2 separate regions of the Homo sapiens genome follow, and region 1 is linked to region 2. A link is a contact called in ENCODE Hi-C or POLR2A ChIA-PET data. All regions are on one chromosome and are shown on one strand. The core of a region is the stretch at or near the end of the contact, and the rest is flanking DNA. Distances in the headings are between cores, read along the strand shown. Region 1 has its middle 88 kb from the start of FHL2. Region 2 has its middle 34 kb from the start of FHL2.

What was found. A loop is a pair of places that touch in the nucleus more often than their neighbours do. ChIA-PET counts read pairs that join two places held with the same protein, here RNA polymerase II (POLR2A). Pooled maps may share reads with other maps.
Region 1: a map of heart left ventricle shows a loop between it and region 2 (8-fold over the local background). The contact joins two enhancer-like sites. A Hi-C loop is called at or near these places in 26 of 168 maps with a recorded cell type or tissue (Right ventricle myocardium inferior, Right ventricle myocardium superior, astrocyte of the cerebellum and 7 more) and 12 of 50 pooled maps. POLR2A ChIA-PET finds 5 or more read pairs at or near these places in 1 of 52 experiments (GM12878).

Annotation. Positions count from the first base shown.
Region 1 is chr2:105,483,872-105,489,890 of GRCh38, reverse strand. No RefSeq gene overlaps it. Among named protein-coding and RNA genes, the nearest start is that of FHL2, 88 kb to the right of the region's middle. RefSeq lists an enhancer at 1-3,931. Within about 2 kb of position 2,220, at least 9 of the 41 ENCODE cell types and tissues checked have a DNase peak (open chromatin) inside an H3K27ac peak, as active enhancers do; they include heart left ventricle, heart right ventricle, left ventricle myocardium inferior and 1 more, where a contact is called at or near this core.
Region 2 is chr2:105,430,451-105,436,312 of GRCh38, reverse strand. It overlaps a transcript of FHL2 not described here. Among named protein-coding and RNA genes, the nearest start is that of FHL2, 34 kb to the right of the region's middle. Within about 2 kb of position 4,437, at least 16 of the 41 ENCODE cell types and tissues checked have a DNase peak (open chromatin) inside an H3K27ac peak, as active enhancers do; they include heart left ventricle, heart right ventricle, left ventricle myocardium inferior and 1 more, where a contact is called at or near this core.

The DNA.
Region 1 (6,019 bases), core at 971-3,470, 56 kb before region 2:
ATTCAAATTCCCCATATCTTGAAGGCCTCTGTTCCTACCTACCAGATCACTCTATCAGGATCTGTAGAACAGAAAGAACTGGGGAGAAGACAACAAGGAAATTATGGGTGGTAGGGCTGCCACACTACACAAGGCCAGGGGACCCTATTAATCTCCTCGTTGATGGGAACGGTGCTGTCTGGCCTTGAGCAGTGCACACTCTGCACAGCAGGACATGGTAGCCCTGGTGAGATAGGAATGCCAGCTTGATAAGGGTTTGTTTAATACTTGCTCAGAAATGAGGAGGGAGAGATTATTACTAAAGTCCTGGAAAAACAACAGCAGTAGCAACAACCAGCTGCCTCAAAACTTAATCAAGTTTAAGGTGTCCTACTTGGTAGGCTATTCTCAGTTATATTTTCTGTCCTAATCTTGGAGGTTATGATACCTGTAGACACAGCCTAAATACTCTTTCTTCCTTTTCTTTCTGTCTGTCTTTCTTTCTTTCTTTGCTTTTTCTTTCTCCTTTTTTCTCTTTCACTCTTTCTTTCTCTTTCTCTTTTTTTCTCTCTCTCTCTCCCTTCCTTTCCTTCCTTCCTTCCTTCCTTCCTTCCTTCCTTCCTTCCTTCCTTCCTTCCTTCCTTTCCTTCCTTCCTTCCTTCCTTCCTTCCTTCCTTCCTCCCTGCCTCCCTTCCTTCTGTCTATCCTCCGTCCCTCCCCCTTCACTTCCCTTCCCTTCCCTTGCATTCTCCTTCCTTCCTTCCTTCCTTCTTTCCTTCCTTCCTTCATTCATTCATTCCAGAGGAGTCTCCCTCTGTTGCCCTGAATGGAGTACAGTGGTGCAATCTCGGCTCACTGCAGCCTCCACCTCCCGGGCTCAAGCAATTCTCTTCCCTCAGCCTCCCTAGTGGCTTGGACTACAGGTACACACCACCACGTCCAGCTAATTTTTGTATTTTTAGTAGAGACAAGGTTTCACCATATTGACCAGGCTGATCTCAAACTCCTGACTTCAAGCGATCCACCCACCTTGGCCTCCCAAAATGCTGGGATTACAGGCATGAGCCACCACGCCTGGTCCACCTATATCATTTTTCTAAATAAAAAACATCTAACTTGATGTGCCATAGTCTCCCAAATGCTAGGCACAGGGAAATCTGACGGCCAGGTTTTATTGGTCCTTGGCCAGGAATCATTCAGTGGCTCTGCTATAAGGAGGGGACCAAGTGGGAGAAGAAGGGGTGGATAATAGGGAGAAGGTGGGACATCAGAGGACAGAGGTGCTGACAGCTGAGAGGAGGTGGTGAGCATGCGTCAGGGGCAAGTGCCACCTGCTCACCCCTGGCTATTTTTACGCAAGGTCTCTTAGCTGCTGGTGTCACTGAGCTTTGAGGACATCGGTGCCCGGAGTCCCAGAAGCCTATTTTAAGAGACTTCACTTCAATGGCTGATATCAACAACACGCAGATTCTGCCAAATGACTTCACAGATAGGGGATCTGCAGCAGCTTTCATCATCGAAAAAGCAGAAACGTGGCCTCACTCCAAGTGCATAGACTTCAAGAGGAGCCAGTGAGAGGGTCGTGGAAAGACAGCAGCCCTGGGGAGTGGGCTTGCTGTGCCCTGCACAACATTTGACACCTCTCCACCCCTTCCTCAGTGTGGATTGGGCAGCTGTGGTTTTATTTTCAGGTCACTTCTTAAGCCTTTCTTTACAAGTGGCCTCCTTTAGGGGCAAAGGTTTTATATTTACAAGAAAATATAAAGGTGGAAGAAAGAACCTTGCCGTCCCTCCCCACCCTCCAAGAAGGATGACAGGAGGGGTGGTGGCTGGTGAGAGTGGAGACTGGGTGGTTTGGAGGTGGCCTGGTCAGCTTGACGAAGGGGACACAGGACTCTTTCCCTGTGACAGGCCACACTCCAAAATGTTCCTCCACTCCTTAATGATTTCTCATGTTCTGTGCACTTCTAATCACAAACCCGAGTCTGCCAGGATCACGGATCACTTCAGACTTGGACACTGGATACAAAGTTGCAGTTCTCATCAAAGCACAAATGGAGCCCAAGGGTGCCCTTCGCTGTCCTCACGACAGGGGCTGCCTGAAGCATTCTGCCCAAGCTGTGCCTCTCAGACGGCAGTGACTGGCTCCCGCCTGACGTGCAGGAAAGGGTGAAGGCATGGGGAGGGATCCGTGACCAACACAGAAAACAACCACGGACCAGTCTCACCGAGGGCCCCGCTGTGGTGGGTGGGGCAGCCTGGGTTCCTTTCTCCAGTCCTCCTCATGCCCTGGCCATCCTTGGGAGAAGGTCAGGGGTGAGGCGCCTCTGGCAGGTGGCCTTGTAGTGGTGAGGATGGAAGCCGTGGGCTGACCTCTTATCCCACCAATCGCCTTCAGACCACAACCAAGGAAAACACCCCGACCCTGAAAGACTCAGCTGCCTCCAACAAAGCCTAAGTGACGCCAACTGAACACTTGGAAAGAAGAGAGAAAACAAAACAGGATTTGGATAATTGTGGTTAGAAAAATAACTTGAAGATCACTTGGCCTGAATGTTTAGAAGACTCAGAGGGCCTAAAGAATGCAGTGGATTACAGGAAGATGGAAATGAACATACATTCCTGCAGAAGCCCCAATTACCAAGTTTTTGTTTGTTTTCTTAGAGCCAGTATGTCCGAAGAGAGGTCATATCATCTTTGAGGCTGGAGAGCAGAGACGTGCTCTGTGGTCACAGTCAGACGAGACAAACGAGGGAATGGAATAATGTCTAATACCATTAGACTGTCATTTCTAACGAAACCTAATTCTAATTTTAAGCCAGCAAGAAGCAGGCAATGAATATTCAGTTGAAGGAGTCCTCAAGAAATCCTCAGTGCATGAAGGAACTTGAATGCACCGCTAGGGATATGACTGCTAGTGTAAGTCAACGAGGCCACTGGGATAGAATAGGGAGTGGTGAGGACTGGGGTGAGCTGGCAAGTGCATGCTCTGTCCAAAAGGGCAGCCCCTCCTGAGCACCAGTGTCTGCAAGAATTGCCCAAAGCAGGCCCAGAGTTGCCAGATCTCCTGTTGTTTCAAGAGAAACTGTAAATGTGCATTTTAATATGAAATCTCATAATGTGGACAACACATTTTTGAAAAAAATAATATTGTTCAGGCTAAAAAAAAACCTCTACTGGCTGGATTCTGTCCATGGACTTCCTATTTTATGAGACTTCAATTGCTTTATAATCGCTGACCCATATAAATAGTCTATAATCGATAACTTTATAAGACAATAAAGATATCCAAGAAATAAGATACAAACCATACATTTATGGCCGTGTGGGAATGGAAAATTACTTCCAGATCAAATCAGTCCAGTTTTTATGAGAAACTGAGGCCCAAAGAATTGGGCAAGCGTCTTGGGTGGCCAGGGGTAGGATGAGAACTAGAAACTCTGCCTTCTGATGTGCAGTCTGGCACTCCTTCCTCCACGGCAGCCACCAAGCTGGGCACCCACATCTGAAACCTCAGAGCCCTTCTCTTCTCAAAATCAACTGGAGACTAAGTCCATCGTTTTCTCGTTCATACCTTTACAGCTTCATTACAAAAGAGAATCGGCAGGTTTTCACTGGCTGATGAGAGAACATGAATGGTGGCTGAGGAAGGAGGCTCTGAGCGCTGTTCCTATCCAGAGGGATCTCTGCCTGCAGCTCTTGGGCCCACAGGTGCCACTGCCTGGAACGCCATCACATTAAGCATTTGACTTCTCGCCATAAACTCACCCCATAAACTCACATCAGGCTTTCACCTCCAACCCGAAGCCCAAAGTGATCCCTCCATCCTCTAAGCCCTCCAGATATTTGGTAAACCATTGCGTTGGCATGACCTCTCCAACTGGATCTGCCATTCTTAGCCTTGGCTGAGCATTAGAATCAGCTGGGAGTTTTAAAACTCCTCATGCCTCGGCTTCACCCTCATCCAATTAACTCAGAATCTCTGGAACTTTGGTTATTCTAATGAGCAGCCACGGTTGAAAACATGAACCGACCTCTGTGCCTTCTGAGGATGAAAATGCCTGCATGCAGGGCCAACTACATAATTTTCAGGGTTCTGTGCAAAATGAAATTGGAGGCTTCTGTTCCAAAATTAAGAACTTCAAGTTGGTGACGGCAGAGCATTAAACCCTTCTAGGCACAGGGTGCTGTACGACTGCCATGCTGCACACTCATGCCTGACAGTGGCCTTGGACCTATAAGGATTTCAACAAACCAGGTGTGGGTTGATTAGGGTAGAATGAATACCACGGATCTAACATTTAACTGGAATGAAATTGAGCAGAAAAGCACAAGTAAGACCTTGAAAACTGAGATCCAAAAAGAGAGTTTGGATAAAGGATGGGGGGAGGGGATTTCAGGGAGGAAGACTTCTTTATTAACAATATTTAATCATTAAGACACAACATAAACTCAGTAAAAAAGGGCACCAGCCTTACGTGGACATTTGATAAATTTCCACATCAAGGCCAGATGTGATGGCCTCATGCCTGTAAAGCATTTTGGGAGGCTGAGGTCGGAGGGTCACTTTAGCCTAGGAGTTTGAGACCAGCCTGAGCAATATAGTAACACCCTGTCTCTATAAAAAGAATTTTTAAAATTCACCAAGCATGATTTTGTGTACCTGTAGTCGCAGCTACTTGGGAGGCTGAGGTGGGGGGATCACTTGAGGCTGCAGTGAGCAGAAACTCAGCACTGCACTCCAGCCTGGGCAACACAGTGAGACCCTGTCTCAAAAATAAGAGAAAAAACTCCAGATCAAGATGCAGGTCTTTGGCCCCTACACAATCAAATCCCCCCTCAACATAGGCACAATGCTGACTTCCATCACCATAAAGTAATTTTGCCTGTTCTCAAAATTTATGTAGAGGGTATCTTTCATGCCAAACCCCTATGAACCTCAGTAGGGAAGGCTACAGGTTCAAGAGGGTGACGAAGAGACCCAGAGCCAGGAAATGAGACATGGGGTTTTATCAGGGGCTTAAACACAGGGGAGAGTCCAGTGGCGGGGGGCCAAGGCAGGAAAACTGCAAGCATCTGCAAACATGTAGTTTATACCGCATTTTCACTTAGCACCCTCCTCCCAATGACCTCCACCTGTCAACCACCTTCATTTAACCCAAAACTCAGGGCCTCAGTCCCCTGTAGGCCAAGACAGGACAGGGCCTGAGATTTTTGTCTGGGTAAGGAACAAATCTCAGGGTCGGTCACTCCTGGATTGCCTAGCTTGGAGCACACATTCAAGTGTGTCTTCCATGCAGGGTCATTCTAAGGGTATGCTTAAATTCTTGCTGTCAGGTGTGTTGACCCTACAGTCTCATACTGTATGTATTCTTTCACTCAACATGTCTTGTGATTCATGCATAGACAGCAGCTAGTTGACCCAGCACCATTTATTGAAAGGGCTTTTCTTTTCCTGTTACATGTAGCTGTAAGTTGTTCCTTTTATTGCATTTTATACCACCATTTATGGATGGACATCTGAGTCCTTGATAGTTTTGAGGTAGTATACATAAAGCTGCTATGAACATACTCAAACATGTCTTCTGGTAAAAACATGCACACTTGGATATTTGCCTATGATTGGAATTCCTAGGCCATAAGGTAGACATATATTTAGTTTTAATACATAAGCACTTGTACGAGTTTACACACCCACCAGCATTGTATAAGACTTCTAATTGTTCCATATTCTCTCCAACACTGGGTACTGCCAATCTTTCTAATGCCTAACAGATGTCTTCTTGCGGTTCTAGTGTTTCTTAATGGCCTAATGACATTGAACTGTTTTTTCATAAGGATTTTGGCATTTTGGTTATCCTCTTTTTGTAAAGTGCCCGTTCAACTCCTTCCCAGGCTTAAAAACTGATTTGTCTGCCTTTTTCTTATTTACTTAAAGAAGTTTTTAAAAATATCTGCTTAATATTCATCTTTGTCTTTAGTATATGGCTGCAAATATCTATTCTAGTCTGTGGCTTGATGTTTCAGTCTCTAAATGGTG
Region 2 (5,862 bases), core at 3,188-5,687:
ATTGACTTCTACACTATTACTGGTCCCTTTTGAATCATGAAAAACTCAACCACCTTGCGCCTTGATCTGCATGCCCTCCACACCCCACAAAATCTGGTTTACTGATTTTTTTTTATTACCGTTGATTTGTCAGCACCTCCTCACTTAATCTCTAATACACTAAAATGTGGATGAAAAATAGAAAAGAACTCACATAAGTTCTGAGCAATTTAATGTTTTACAATTTGATACTTCATTTGAATTTAATGGATACATTTTAGATGGAGAAAAGAGGAATAAAAATCCATTTTAACACAGGACTTTTGTTATAGTTAAAAAGTAATACTGAAAAATTAAACTGAACTAAGACCATATCAAGGCAACAATGCATAAAACATACTTGATCTGTTTTATTAAGGAGGAGCAGATAATTAGATATTAAGAAGAAAGTGCAAGAATTTCATTCTGGTCTTTTTTTATTGTTTGTTTGTTTATTTATTTATTTATGTTTTGAGAAGGAGTCTCACTCTGTCACCCAGGCTGGAGTGCAGTGGCACAATCTCGGCTCACTGCAACCTCCACCTCCTGGGTTCAAGTGATTCTTCTGCCTCAGCCTCCCGAGTAGCTGGGATTACAGGCGCCTGCCACCATGTCCGGCTAATTTTTGTTTTTTTAGTGAAGACAGTGTTTCGTCATGTTGGCCAGGCTGGTCATGAACTCCTGATCCCAGGTGATCCACCTGCCTCAGCCTCCCAAAGTGCTGTCATTCTGGTCTTTAAAGAGTAAGCATGTCTAGATGGTATCTGAAGCGGCTATGGGAACCACCTACTTTCACGTTAAGTAGAAGCCATCATAGTGCTTTTTGCCTGGGCTTAGTTCTGTGCAGATAAATCTAGAGTAATTTCAAGGTATCAGTTCACGGTTTCGTATGAACACAAAATAGAAAATGACATGATTTGAATGTTCTACTCCAAGTCGTATCCTTTGTAGGAAGATGAAATGGTTAAGATGAAGGCACAATGGGTTATATGAAAACATTACATATATGTAATAATATGTAATAACTAAAACCAATAAACAGTGCAATAGCTCAAAAGTGAAGTATGGTTAAATAAAATATGATTAGCCATAGTATGGAATATATGCAACCATCAAAAATAAAGTTTGCATAGAACTTTTGATTTTTAAAACTCAAACTAGAAAGCAATATTCATAATATATGAACTGAAAAAATACACCAAAATATATAAAATTATTGATTCTGAAGGATAAGATTGGTAGTAATGTTACATTTTTCTCTACATTTTAAATAGTTTACTAAATTTTCTATACTAAGTCTGATCATGAAAGTTTTCGTAATGCAAAATTCTATGCAAACATAAAACAGTCTAATTATTACCACCAATTATAAAAATCATAAATAACCAACCAGAATGATTTAGTCTATTAAAAATAATAGCTAGTTTCGGAGGCTGAGGTGAGAGGATTGGTTGAGCCCAGGAGTTTGAAAACAGCCTGGGCAAGAGATCAAGACCCCATTTAAAAAAAAAAGTTGAAATTTATTGAAAGATCATTATATCCAGTAACTATGTTTTAGCTCATTTAATACAACAGCACTATAGGTAAACATTATTATTAATTTTGTTATTATTCCTATTTTCAGAGAAGGAAACTGAAGCTTATAACCATGTTATTCATTGCCGAGGGTGCAACCAAGTTAAAGATAATGTCTTGTTTTTTTTGTTTGTTTGTTTTGTTTTTTTTTTGAGATGGAGTCTCACTCTGTTGCCCAAGCCGGAGTGCAGTGGCAAGATCTCAGCTCACTGCAACCTCCGTCTCCCAGGTTCAAGTGATTCTAGTGCCTCAGCCTCCTGAGTAGCTGGGATTACAGGCATAGGCCACCACTGCTAATTTTTGTATTTTTAGTAGAGACAGTGTTTCACCATGTTGGCCAGGCTGGTCTCGAACTCCTGACCTCAGGCGATCCGCCCACCTCAGCCTCCCAAAGTACTAGGATTACAGGCGTGAGCCACCGTGCCTGGTCAATGTCTTTCTTTCCAGTACTTTCCGATCCAGTTGGCATTAGACTTCAATTGCAAAAGAGCAACCCTGTTGCCATATGCAAGGGACAGCATGGTTTGAATGACATAAATGAATGCTTCAGGTATTGAGGGCAAAATCTATGAATGTTTTAAAATACTTGGGATAAAGTTTGCAGAGAAAGGGACGTGGTGCCTCAAGGAAAGGAGAAATTAGCAGAGGCTGAGAACATTACAGGTGAGAAGGAATGTGAACAATATGGAGATGGAAAGTGATAGGATTCCTTTGAAGGTACCAGAAAATATGCTAAATGTGTTGAGGGGTGGGTAATGACTTAAGGACAAGGGCTACCTCACTTCTCTTTGTTCTCTTTTGGACATTTTGAAAACTCAACATTCTGTAAGATGAAATAAGAAAGTCTCTTGACTCCCCAAAGTAAAAGGGGAAAAAAGAAAAAAATCATTTTCATAAAGAATCTGGAATAGGACTGATTTGGATTCCAGATTTAAAATAAAATAAAGCTCTGAATTAGAGAGATAATAGTTGTTGGCGTTCGAGTGCTCATGGTGTGTGCAGCAGTGTTGTGTATGCTGCACACACACTCAGGATGTACAGGGTGGCTCTATGAGGAGTGTTCCTGGTTTCCTTGTTTACAGGTGAGGACGCCGAGGCACTGAGAGGCAAAGGGGCACAGAGGCAGTACAGGGGAAGCCAGATTTAAATACAAGCAGTGCAATGCCAGTTTCACACTAATCCCACTAGAAACTTGGAAAAGTCTCCACAACGGAGAAAGGACCTCATCTTAAAAATGAAGCCGGGCGCGGTGGCTCACGCCTGTAATCCCAGCACTTTGGGAGGCCGAGGTGGGCAGATCACCTGAAGTCAGAAGTTCAAGACCAGTCTGGCCAGCACGGGGAAACCCTGCCTCTCCTAAAAAATACCAAAATTAGCTGGGCATGGTGGAGCGTGCCTGTAATCCCAGTTACTCAGGAGGCTGAGGGAGGAGAATTGCTTGAACTTGAGAGGTGGAGGTTGCAGTGAGCTGAGATCGTGCCACTGCACTTCACCCAGGGTGACAGAGAGAGACTCCTTCTCAAAAAAAAAAAAAAAAGAAGAAGAAGAAGAATGAGGACTTTGAACTTATTTTTATTTTTCGTTTTTAATTCTCCCTTTAGTTTCAGCACCTTCTCAAGAGGCTGGGAAGGGTATTCATCCATCCTAGTTAAACCCTGAGAGCTAGCACTGTAACCTGCACACAGTGCACAACTGACTAATAAATATTTGCTGAACCAAACTGTTGTGTTTAATTCAGTTGAGTTCTAGGAGTGTTGAAATCCAAAGGAAGGAGCTAGAAGTTTCTCTTCTTGGCTAGTACTTTTCCCTTCTGCAATCCTGGCTGGGAACCAGGTTTCATATTCACTCCCTACCTTTCAATACGTAGCACAAGGACGTGTTTTTTACATGGAATTTTTTGGACGCAATCAGTATTAACATTTGATGATAATGTATGCTTAAGGAGTAGATTCTCTGACTTGAAAGCTTCCATTTACTAATTTATTAGTTTGTGTGAGTGTGCCTGTGTGCACACATGTCTCTGTGTACACATGTCTCTGCGTGTGTCTGTGTGTGCCTCTGTATAAGTCTGTTTGTGTTGGGGGAAGAGAAGAGGATGGAAATGCTGAAAAAATTCTAAACTCTGTAAACTTCCTTTTTGAAAAGCGTCCAATTTTCTTCAGAATCTTTTAATTAACTTACTAGGAAACTGTAATATTTTGCTCTCTTTAAATATAATTTAGGAACCGAAAAAGCAGGTGAGAGAGGATAGTCTCTTTCCTTCAACTTTATTTACATTGAATAGAGAACCAATGGCCAAATGTTATGCCCTTCCAATCCCAAAATCAAAGACAGAGGTCAAACAAGACAGTCAAATCAGTTAGGTTCAGAGAAAAAATAATAGCGAGTGTAAGACATAAAGCTGAGATGTGGAAAGTGCATGAGACAAACTCCTTTTAGGTCCCTGTTTCTCTACTCCTGCAAATTGAAAATGCAAAAATCTATGAGCAGGTGCAAATGTGTTGGGACTCAAATGAACCAGCATGGGCGATCATCCAAGTGAGGGGAGAAATAAGCACACCCACAATTTCATGTCTACAAACACTCTCAGAAGGAAAATCTCTGCAGGCAGCAAGGAAAAGTGGGATGAGGACCTTCTAATTAAGACAGGGCTCTCCACAAGTCAGACAGTTTGGAAACTCATAGTGGCAAGTTCAACATTGTTTGAATAATGAAAGTTGGGTAGAAGGACTGATAAACCCTTCAGCTACTTTTATTAACAGCAGCAGCAGCAGCACATCCTCCACTCTGGCTGCTGATGAGCTCCGGCAGGATCCTGGCCTGCTGCCCTGAGCTGCTTCTACTTTTGTCTGCTGTGCTTCACTCTTTCCTGGGAAGTGTCAGCAAACCTCCGCCAGCCTTGGGCAGGAGCAGCCAGGCAACCCCAGAGGCCAATGTGAGCCCAATTTAACCACAGGTCTCTGTTTAAAATTTGCGATCATATTTGTAACTTAAATTAGACAGTGTGTCTCCTTTTCCCAAACGTTCCAATGGCTTCCCAAGTCAAAATAAAATCCTAACTCCAACCATAGCCAACAGAGCCCTACATGATCCAGGCCCTAGGAATCTGACCTCATCTCTTCCTTCTCTCTCTGTCCATCTAGAGAGGCACCAGTCACACTGCCCTGACCCAGCTGTGCCAAGCACTGCCCTGCCCCAGGGCATTTGCACCTGCTGGCATCTCTGTCAGACTCTTCCCCAAGACAATCACATGCCTTCCTCCTTCCTTCATTCATACCCAATCTGAGAGCTACCCCTAAACACTTCATCTAAAATGACACTCCTTATCAATCTCTAGCTCCTTACCCTGGTTCACTTGCTATCTCACACATATACACATCCACCTACATATATGTTTATCTCTCCTCCAATAAAATGTGAACTCCAATGAATGCAGAGACTCTATTTTGTTCACTGAGATATGCCCAATACCTACAGCAGTGAGTGGTGTCTACTAGATGCTAAATAAATGTCTGTTGAACGATGAAGTTGTGAATAATCTATTTTCATGTATTTAATTTGAGATCTTAGAAACTTTTTGACTGTAATTCATATTGTAGAGGGGAAATGTTATAAAACTCTTCCTCCCCATCATAAGGGTCATGGCAGGCATTCCTATCACAAAATCTAGATTAACAAGAGAAAAGCATAACTAATTTATTTCGTGATATGGGAGGCTTGAGAAAGGAAGACCCAAAGATCAAAGAGAAAACTGTCCATTTTTATGTTTAGAGTCGAGGAAGAGTGTACAGTGGTGTAAAAATGTGATTGGACATAATGGGTATGGCCTAATGGCAACAGACTTAGTGGGGAACCCCAGCAAGGCCTGTCTGCTCTGATTCATCTTGGCCTCTGTATGGGGCAGTCTTTTCTCCCAGACACAGGGCAGGACCTCTGTGGAATGAGGTCTTAGGATCTCCTTTCAGACAAGGTAGGTTTGGGAATTTCTTTATACCCAACTCCTACACAAAAGGGCTGGGGAAAGCTTAAAGTAATATGTCTAGGGTTTTGTTAGATGGAGTTTCGCTCTTGTTGCCCAGGCTGGAGTGCAGTGGCGCGATCTCAGCTCACTTCAACCTCTACCTCCCAGGGTCAAGCGATTCTCATGGCTTAGCCTCCAGAGTAGCTTGGACTACAGGTGCCCACCACCACACCCAGCTAATTTTTTGTATTTTTAGTAGAGACGAGGTTACACCATGTTGGCCCGGCTGGTCTCAAACTCCTGACCTC